2 separate regions of the Homo sapiens genome follow, and region 1 is linked to region 2. Evidence: chromatin contacts called from ENCODE Hi-C or POLR2A ChIA-PET data. All regions are on one chromosome and are shown on one strand. Each heading gives the region's core, a stretch centred on a gene start or an enhancer-like site at or near the end of the contact. The rest is flanking DNA. Distances are from core to core; before and after follow the strand shown. Region 1 overlaps SH3BP4 (SH3 domain binding protein 4). Region 2 has its middle 73 kb from the start of ARL4C.

Region 1 (4,220 bases), core at 1,658-4,157, 470 kb before region 2:
TGTTTTTGGCTTCTGGCAGGAGGCTCTGCTTCCCAACCTGTCAGAATAGCCACCCACAGGCTGCAACCCTTTATGAGGAATGAGGCTCTCCTTTCCAAATGAACAAACCTTGTCATTCTTCAGCTGACACCATCACGGACAGAGGCTCTGGTGGGAGAGAAGTGGCCAGGACAGAGGGGTGCTCTGAGTGCAGCCACAGCCATGCTGCTGGGAAGGGGCAGGCAGAGGTACGGGGATGCCTCACACACGGACTCTATCAAAAACAGGCACAAAAAGAATGGAAAGAGGAAATGGAACCACAGAACAGAAGCATGGTATGGCCACGTGAGAATGCCTCCCGCTTGGATTCTTAGCCCAGCCCAAGGCCTGCATTCATTCATTCATTCATTCATCATTCATTCATTCATCCATCATTCATTCATTCAATCACTTATCCATCTAGTACCTCAGTGATTCTTATGTGCCGGGGCCCTTCCTCTCATGGGACCTATGTTCAGTTAGAGTAATAATGAGAAACAAGTGCACAAGAACATAAACAAACTTGTTTCTTTTCTTCTCTTCCTTTATTTTCAAGACAGGGTTTCACTCTGTTGTCCAGGCTGGAGTGCAGTGCTGCGATCATAGCTCAGTGTAGCCTCGACCTCCTGGGCTCAAGTGATCCTCCCACCTCAGCCTCCCAAGTAGCTGGGACTACAGGTGCACACCAACACACCTGGCTGATTTAAAAAAAAAAAATTGGAGAGATGAAGCCTCACTATGTTGCTCAGGCTGGTCTTGAATTCCCGGGCTCAAGCGATTCTCCTGTCTCAGCCTCCCAAAGTGCTGGTATTACAGGTGTGAACCTCCATGCCTGGCCAAAACAAACCGCTTCTGATTCAAGAAACACCATGGAGACAGAGGATGATGGAGTGCGCGGGGCTGCAGAGAAGGACGTCCTGGAGAGACGGCATTTGAGCTGGCAGCTGAGGGAGATGAGGAGGTCTGGGAAAGGGAGCTCCAGGAAGAGGAACAGCATAGCATCTGCAGGAGCTGGAGGCCGGGCGAGCTGGGTGTGTTCAGGGCAGGGGTGCACAGAGCACAGTGGCCCCCAGGGTTGGGATGGGTAGGGCCAGATCTTACACGACTTTGTGGGGCAGGGGCAAAGGCTGACCCCGTTCTAAAGGCAGTGGAGAGAGGAACAACCCAGGTCTCATTTGACTCCTTTTTCCTTCCCATCTCCCTGCACACTGACTGTCTCAAACTCTCACATTTTCCCCATCATTTAAACACTGTTTCCAACCCAAGGCATCAGAACAAGGACACCGAAAGCTATGCTAAAAATGAGAGGCAGGGGGTGGCCTGGCTGTGACTCTCTGGGAGGGGCAGGTAAAGCGGTGGCAGAGGCCGCAGAAATCGTGGCAGCCCTGTGATGACAAGCGGAATAGAACAGCCAGTTTTCAGGGTCTCCTAATAAACGACCTGGGAGAAATCCGTCTGTGGTTTCTATAAGTTTGGCCAAGATGATGACTGACACAGGTGTGGGGGGCGGGTGGGGACACTGCAAAACCAGTTTCACTTTATCACCACAAAATCTAACCTTGCCTCAGGGAGCCGACCTGGCCAAGGGCAAGTTTCACTTCCTCCTTTCTGGGTAGCGGAAGGACTCGGGCACAGAGGACACACCCCTCCCTGGAGCGGACAGGGAGGCCCACCAAAAAATCCCCTCCCAGAGATGCTCACCAATCGAATTGAGAGAGTTTGATCATTTATGTCTTTTGGAAAAAGATAAAAAAGCAGGAAAATGAGTGTAAAAGCCACCTACTCGGCGGTTATTTTCCACAGCTGGTGTGGTACTCCTGGTTGTGTCATTTTTCCACCTCTGGTGCAACGTCGAGGTGAGTGTCCTGGGCTCAGCAATGCTGTCAGGTTCCACGACAGCATGCACAGCCACGGCTGTGGTCTCGGGGCCGCCCGCACAGAGGCTCTCACGGGATGGAGGCGCTTTGTCTGCCACTGTGCTGGGTGCACCCGTGAGGAGACCAGGCCACGGCCCGGCACCAGGTTCTGGAGAGCCAGGAGGTGTGCTCTGAATCACACATGGGTGATGGCTGATGGGAGGGACGCAGGCCATCCCCTCCCTGCAGGTGACCCCACATGGGGGCCCGGAGGCTTCCCTGCTGCGTTTGTTCGCTTCCTCCCCACCCAAGTGCAGTGATTTCCTGGTTGCCAAGGTGGCCCCCCTGACGGCCGCTTCCAGTTCCATCTCCCTCCCCTGGGCAATCTCGTGGCTCCATGCTTCTGGCACTGCACACGACTGCAGGCCACCCAGAGAGGGTCTCACCCGACTCCTGCCCCACTCCTGCCGGGCTGCGTCCCTTCTGTCTCCTGGCTCAACATGGGCAGCCGAGCCGGGTATGTGCCACATGTGACCCTTGCCTGCACACCTGTGTCTACAGGACACTCTGGGCTCTCCCAGACAAACAGGGCTCAATCCAGGGGAGCCGGGGAGGTGGCAGAAAGGCCGGGCACCAAGAAGCACGCCTCTCAGAAGCTAGGATGCAAGAAAGCCTGCGGGCTCAGAGGAACGAGGAAGAGCGGCACACGCCAAGGTCACAGGGTTTTCCCACAGGAATGAACACCAGCAATGCGCCCCTCTCCGGAGGATAGGGGTGGACTCCGTTCTATCACAGGGAGAAGTCCACAGGGACTCTCCACCACAAACACCCCTGGGGATGCCAGGACACGGATATGGCTAAGCCTAGCCAAGGTAACCGCCAGGACCCAGCTCTGCTGACGGTGGGGCTGCCTGCGGGGAGCAGTGCTAAGAAAGCGTTGAGCAAATGCTCCCCGGTTGGCTCGTGGGCCAGGGCGTAACCCACAGTCTGATGCTTACTTCCCCCTTTTATTTCTTTGGATTCCAGTTCACGGTTGTGCTGGCAAAACAAATGCTGTCCTCGCCCCAACTCAAACCAACACAGAGGGGGAAGTGGAAACAATACAGAGATGTTAGAAGCTTCAAGGAAGCAAAGGCAAGAAAAACTCACATTACAATGAACACAGGCTTTGGGGCAGCGGTTCGTGGGACTCTGGAGTCAGAGACCCTGTTGGGAATCTAACGAACCACATCTGCTCCCAAGAGATCTAAACTGAATGGCGAGAGCACAGGCCGCCTTCTGCCCCCACCCGCATCTGGTCCATTCTGGGACCCTCTTGGAGCTCACAGATTCGGTGGGAAAAGTAACTGGAATGCTCTTCTTTGCAGGGTCCTTGGGTTGTCTGGGGCCCCCCAGGATCCCCCGTAAACCCCATCTCCACTTCAAGCACACTTCAAGCCCCACACGTATATCCCAGGCAGCGGGACATCAGCCACAGACACTGTCCTGGTGACTTACAACACCACGGCCCACGCCCACGCATATTGGGAAGGCGAAAGGCTGTGCTGAGCCGCACCTATCTCAGGCAGCGGGACATCAGCCACAGACACTGTCCTGGTGACTTACAACACCACGGCCCACGCCCACGCATATTGGGAAGGCGAAAGGCTGTGCTGAGCCGCACCTATCTCAGGCAGCGGGACATCAGCCACAGACACTGTCCTGGTGACTTACAACACCACGGCCCACGCCCACGCATATTGGGAAGGCGAAAGGCTGTGCTGAGCCGCACCTATCTCAGGCAGCGGGACATCAGCCACAGACACTGTCCTGGTGACTTACAACACCACGGCCCACGCCCACGCATATTGGGAAGGCGAAAGGCTGTGCTGAGCCGCACCTATCTCAGGCAGCGGGACATCAGCCACAGACACTGTCCTGGTGACTTACGACACCACGGCCCACGCCCATGTGCACTGGGAAGGCGGAAAGGCTTTGCTGAGCAGCACCCCTGAACGCCCAGGCACCTGCTGAGCACTCACCATCACAAGCTCCTTCTGGAAGGACTTCCGTTCTTTGTTCTCAGTGTTGTTACAGTCCTCCTTCAGCTTTTCTAGGACGGACGCCACCCGCTCGGGCTCACTATCCAGCTCTGCCCGGCAGAAAAAGGTGAGCGGCAGGTTCACGTAGCCCAGGGCGTCAGCGAAGGAGCGCCAGCTGCTGATGTTCTCCATGAGCAGGGTCCTCACGGAGGCATAGATGTACGTGAGGAATTTGCAGGGCCGCAGGATCTGCTCCAGCAGCACCGAGGTGCTCAGCTCGGGGCCCGAGCACAGGCTGGGCCGGGCCCTGCCGACCACCAGCACG
Region 2 (4,513 bases), core at 776-3,275:
CACTCTGTACACACCACTCCCCCATCCAACAATTACACAGACAGAGAAGAGGAACAAGAAGAGGCCCCAGTGAATGAAAAATAGTTCACTGATGTGTCATGACAAGGAAGGTGCAAAGCTCTAGCCTGGGCTCCTTACACATGTTGCATTCCATGTCATTTACATACACCCTGTGTTATGCTGCCTCTCTGCAGAATTAGAAGCCGTCAACATAGCTACGAACCCAGCAGATTATATTGGTGGCGGCTTTGCATACATTGCTGATGGGGGAGGAGTTCTAGGAAAGCATAAAGCATAGAGGCCTTTGCATAGCTTTTATTTGTAAGGCAAACATTCCTGCAGTACTTGCTATGAAGGCTCTAAATGGACAACATATTAAAGATCATGCATACGTGCTTACAGCAACAGGTTTCTGAGTGTTGGTGAAAATTTTACTATCTCAAGGCTCTTAAAGCTGCATCTCATCAGCCTACCCCTAACCCAGTGCTTGAATATACATCTCTGCCAAGTGGCCATTCAGTCTGTTCTTAAACACCTTCAGTTATAGTCAAATCATTTTCTCCCTAAAGATCTCATGCCTTTCCAGGATGGCCTTTTATTGGAAAGTGCTTCCTTCTCTAGAAGCAAAGCATGACTCCCTGTGTTGTTCCAGGGACAGGCTCACTGCAGCGCTCCTGGAAACTCTAACACAAGTCAAATCCCTTTCCCCTATGGCAGCCCTTCAAATAAATTTTCAAGACTATCATTCTGCAACAGTTTCCCATATAGCACAGACTTGATTTATCCATTCTTCAGAATGTCTTCCTCTGAATGCTCTTTGTCATGTCTGGACGTCTTACAGAGAGTACCGTCCATGGGAGGCAGAACACTACCTGTCCAGGGTAGCCTAGAGCAGGCACCCTCACTCTAGCCATGGGACTCACCTGCTTCTATGAGGTTCCTGTGGTTTTTTCTGGGTTCTCTGTTGGTAAGGACCTTCTTCCTTTCTAGACCCCCTTATCTTCTCCTCTCAAAGCCCTTATTAAAATGCTCTGTACTTGTTTGATTTGCTGTCTCTTTCCTTAGATTGTGAGCCCTTTGAGGAAAAGAACATCAATCTAGCCTATTGGAATGACTCCTCTTGGTTTCAGAGGGAAATGGTGTAAAAGTTTGCATTCAGTCAACGTGTATGTGTAGGCAGTTGCTTGGCAGAATGGTTATTTGAACTATTCGCCAGTGGCTCGAGATTTTATCTCTGGTAAATGAGGGACTTCATCATCAACTGCATGGAATTTTCTCTGGAACAATGAGCTTTCCACCCAAGCGGTCCTGGGCAAATCCCATCACCCTCTCCTTTTTCGTAAGCTTCTGAATTGCTCATTAAAGGGCACTGTCTGGGTTTTAATAGTATTTGGCCCATCACTAGCGCTAACACTAGATATCCATTGGTTTTGTCTGCCCGACATCGCTTCTCCTTTCTTTTGGTAGAGGAAAGTGTCTTCCCGTGGGGAACCCATTTCCTGTGGTTTGGGTGGGCTGGCTGTCATCCCATCCTGTTACAATGGTGGGACAAACCCCAGGCCTGACAATCAGAGCACCCCATTGCTCTGGCTGGAGTGATTGGCTTAGGGACAGGCATCCCACTCATGCTTGACTAGTGACATTCTTCCCCAAGACCTTCCCAGCAGATCTGTAGAGATAAGTGCTTTCTTTCTGCCTCTCAGGGTCAGACCTCTAAACTAATAGGACATGAGTCTGGGGCCTCCGGAAGCCACATGAAGACACTGGCAGAGAAATGGAGAGAGAAACAGAAATGTTATGATTTATTTTTAGGCCATGACCAGACTTTTTGATCACATAAACCGATAAATTGTCTTTTTGTGTCTCAGCTGATTTAAGTTAGTTCCTGTGACCAGAAACTGAGAAAGTTTCTCAATAGTGCAGCAAATGGAACCGTGGAACCACTGAAGAGGAGCAGCAGAAACTTCACAGCTCTTGGGTGGCAGCAGACTCAGATTTACTGAAGCAAGAAAGGGAAGACAGCAGCAGGAGGCTTGACAGCTAGCTAAATAGTTAGCCATGGAAAGAGCAGAAGAAGGAAGCTCAAGAAATCTCAGCAACAAACACTCATGGACTTTTTTCTAAAAATGGAAATTTAAAACTTTCTCGACCATGACCCACAAGAAATACATTTTACACGTTGCATCCAGGACATAGCAATATGCCTGTGAGCCACTTTGTGGTTGAAGGTTTCCATGTTGAGCTAGTTTCAGGAACATTGCCTCCTGTGTTCTCCTTTTGGAGATTCACCCATGGATTTACTGTATCAAAGTCTCTGAGAAATCTTATTCTAGCAATCCTGTTTCATGCACTATTTCTTAAATGTATTTGGTAGCAGTTAACTTGTTATTGCAAAAACAAAAATTATTGACTCCCTATTTTGTGCTAAATACTGGGCTCTGCACTGGTGAAACAGAAGAAAGCCATACACAGCCTGCCCTCACAACGCCTCCAGTCTCAGAGAATACTTAGTAATCCCTCATGATCTACACCTTGGAAAACACTGATTTAGTTTACTCCAATCCCCACTCCTGCATGCAGAATCTGGCCACTCTAGGCTTCGGTCTAGTTCAGCATATACTGCCTCTAGGCACAGATGACTGTGGACAGTTGAACAGGGTATGGGGGGAAGCATCATTGACACGATTGTCTATGTAAATGGCTCCTTTAGGGTTGTGCAGTGCCCAACACGCGCCATTGTCCTCAGTGTCTCTGCTTAGGGCTGATTTCTGGGTTATGCATTACTACTCAAGGCACAGACCCCACGTAACCCCACCTTGGTGGCAAGGTTTCCATCCTGAGTCACTCTTTCTTGTTCCAACTTTTTCCTTTGAATATGTTCAGACCTACAGAGAAGTTTAAAAATAATATAATGGGCTGAGGTAGGCGGATCATGAGGTCAGGAGATCGAGACCAGCCTGGCTAACATGGTGAAACCTCACCTCTACTAAAAATACAAAAAATTAGCCAGGCGTGGTGGCCCGTGCCTGTAGTCCTAGCTACTCAGGAGGCTGAAGCAGGAGAATCGCTTGAACCCGGGAGGCGGAGGTTGCAGTGAGCTGAGATCGCACCACTGCACTCCAGCCGGGGTGACAGAGTGAGACTCTGTTCAAAATAATAATAAGAAGAATAATAAAATGAACATTGCATCTTAGATTCACCAATTGTTAACATTTTGCCACATATGCATTTGACATTTGTGTGCATACACACATATGTGTGCACAGAGACAAAATATATTTATTGATGAATCATTTGAAAGTAAGTTGCAGACATTGTGATCTTTATCCCTAAGTATGCACCAGTCTCCAGTGAATAAGCGCCATCCACATGACCCCAGTACAATGATCCCACGTAAGGAGACTAACAAGAATCCCATGAAATCATCTGAAAGCCACTCCATGTTCAAGTCCCCATTGTCCCAAAAATATTTTACAGTGTTTTTTTAAATCAAGCATTGTATTTGGCTGCTATTCATCTCTATTTTAGAAAATCAAGAATAGCCACCTCATCTTTTGCTTTTCATACTGTTGACCTATTTAGAGGGTCCAGACCAGCTGTCATGAAGACGGCCTTCCTCTAGATTTGTCTGATTGTTTTCTCTTGATCAGATTCAAATACCCTGGCTGGCAACACTCCATTGGTGACACTGCTGTCTTCACAGGGCCCCACCCAGAGGCATGTATGCTGGGTGGCTGCATTCCATCACTCGACGAAGGAGCTGCTACAGAGCGTCTCCATCGGAAGCACATCCTCCCTCTGAAATCAGTGGGTAATGGTGGGATGATACCGTAAGAATGAGGACATTCCCTGTCAAGAGGCTGAATCCCTCATTCTCCTCCTTATATGGGTTTCTCAGGCCTCATTCTTGAACTTTCCCACATTGTCCTCACTTTTCCCTGTCCCAATAAGGGCATCTTATGTCTGGGTGTCATTTTCATCAGAATGCAAAGGTAAACAAGTGAGAAGCGTCTTTGTGTGGCTGGAGCTTAAAGGCTGCAGGTGGACCCCGATATTTGGTGGCCAAGATCACACACTGTGCTGAGGGTCCCGTGGAACCCTCGCCCCAGGATGCACACAGAGAGGCATGTAGCACACACTTGGGAAGCTGAAGAAGGGTTTTTGGAGGAAGTGGTGTCGAAGCTGACATTAGAAGGATGAGCAGCGATCCGGGGGCAATAGGAGAGAGAATGGGGTGGTCAGCATCACATGGGTGGCCCAGATGTGAAGAGAGCACACCCAACCCAAGGGCACAGGAAATCCAGTGTTGCTGGACATCAGGGGAGGAGAGGTGAAGGCCACTGCAAGGATTGGCAGGGGGTTGATAGCAGGGCTGATAGCAAGCGGTCTCATGAGCCACCAGCTGGAGTTTAAATTTGCTCACAAGATCCATGGGAGGAGCATTAAGTTTTATTAAACAGGACTGGTTGGGAGAGGGGCTGATGTGACATGATTGGCCCTTTTAAAGGAGCCC

What was found. Hi-C counts contacts between places; a loop is a spot of excess contacts on that map. ChIA-PET counts read pairs that join two places held with the same protein, here RNA polymerase II (POLR2A). Pooled maps may share reads with other maps.
Region 1: a loop to region 2 is called in a map of B cell, with 5 times the contacts of the local background. The contact joins two enhancer-like sites. A Hi-C loop is called at or near these places in 2 of 168 maps with a recorded cell type or tissue (B cell and MCF 10A) and 1 of 50 pooled maps. POLR2A ChIA-PET finds 5 or more read pairs at or near these places in 1 of 52 experiments (HCT116).

What each region holds. Positions count from the first base shown.
Region 1 is chr2:235,042,923-235,047,142 of GRCh38, reverse strand. SH3BP4 (SH3 domain binding protein 4) reads right to left here. Exons shown (of 6, transcript NM_014521.3): 4 at 3,896-4,220. Among named protein-coding and RNA genes, the nearest start is that of SH3BP4, 93 kb to the right of the region's middle. RefSeq lists an enhancer at 3,179-3,680. Within about 2 kb of position 2,907, at least 9 of the 41 ENCODE cell types and tissues checked have a DNase peak (open chromatin) inside an H3K27ac peak, as active enhancers do; they include B cell, where a contact is called at or near this core.
Region 2 is chr2:234,567,408-234,571,920 of GRCh38, reverse strand. No RefSeq gene overlaps it. Among named protein-coding and RNA genes, the nearest start is that of ARL4C, 73 kb to the right of the region's middle. Within about 2 kb of position 2,025, at least 2 of the 41 ENCODE cell types and tissues checked have a DNase peak (open chromatin) inside an H3K27ac peak, as active enhancers do; they include B cell, where a contact is called at or near this core.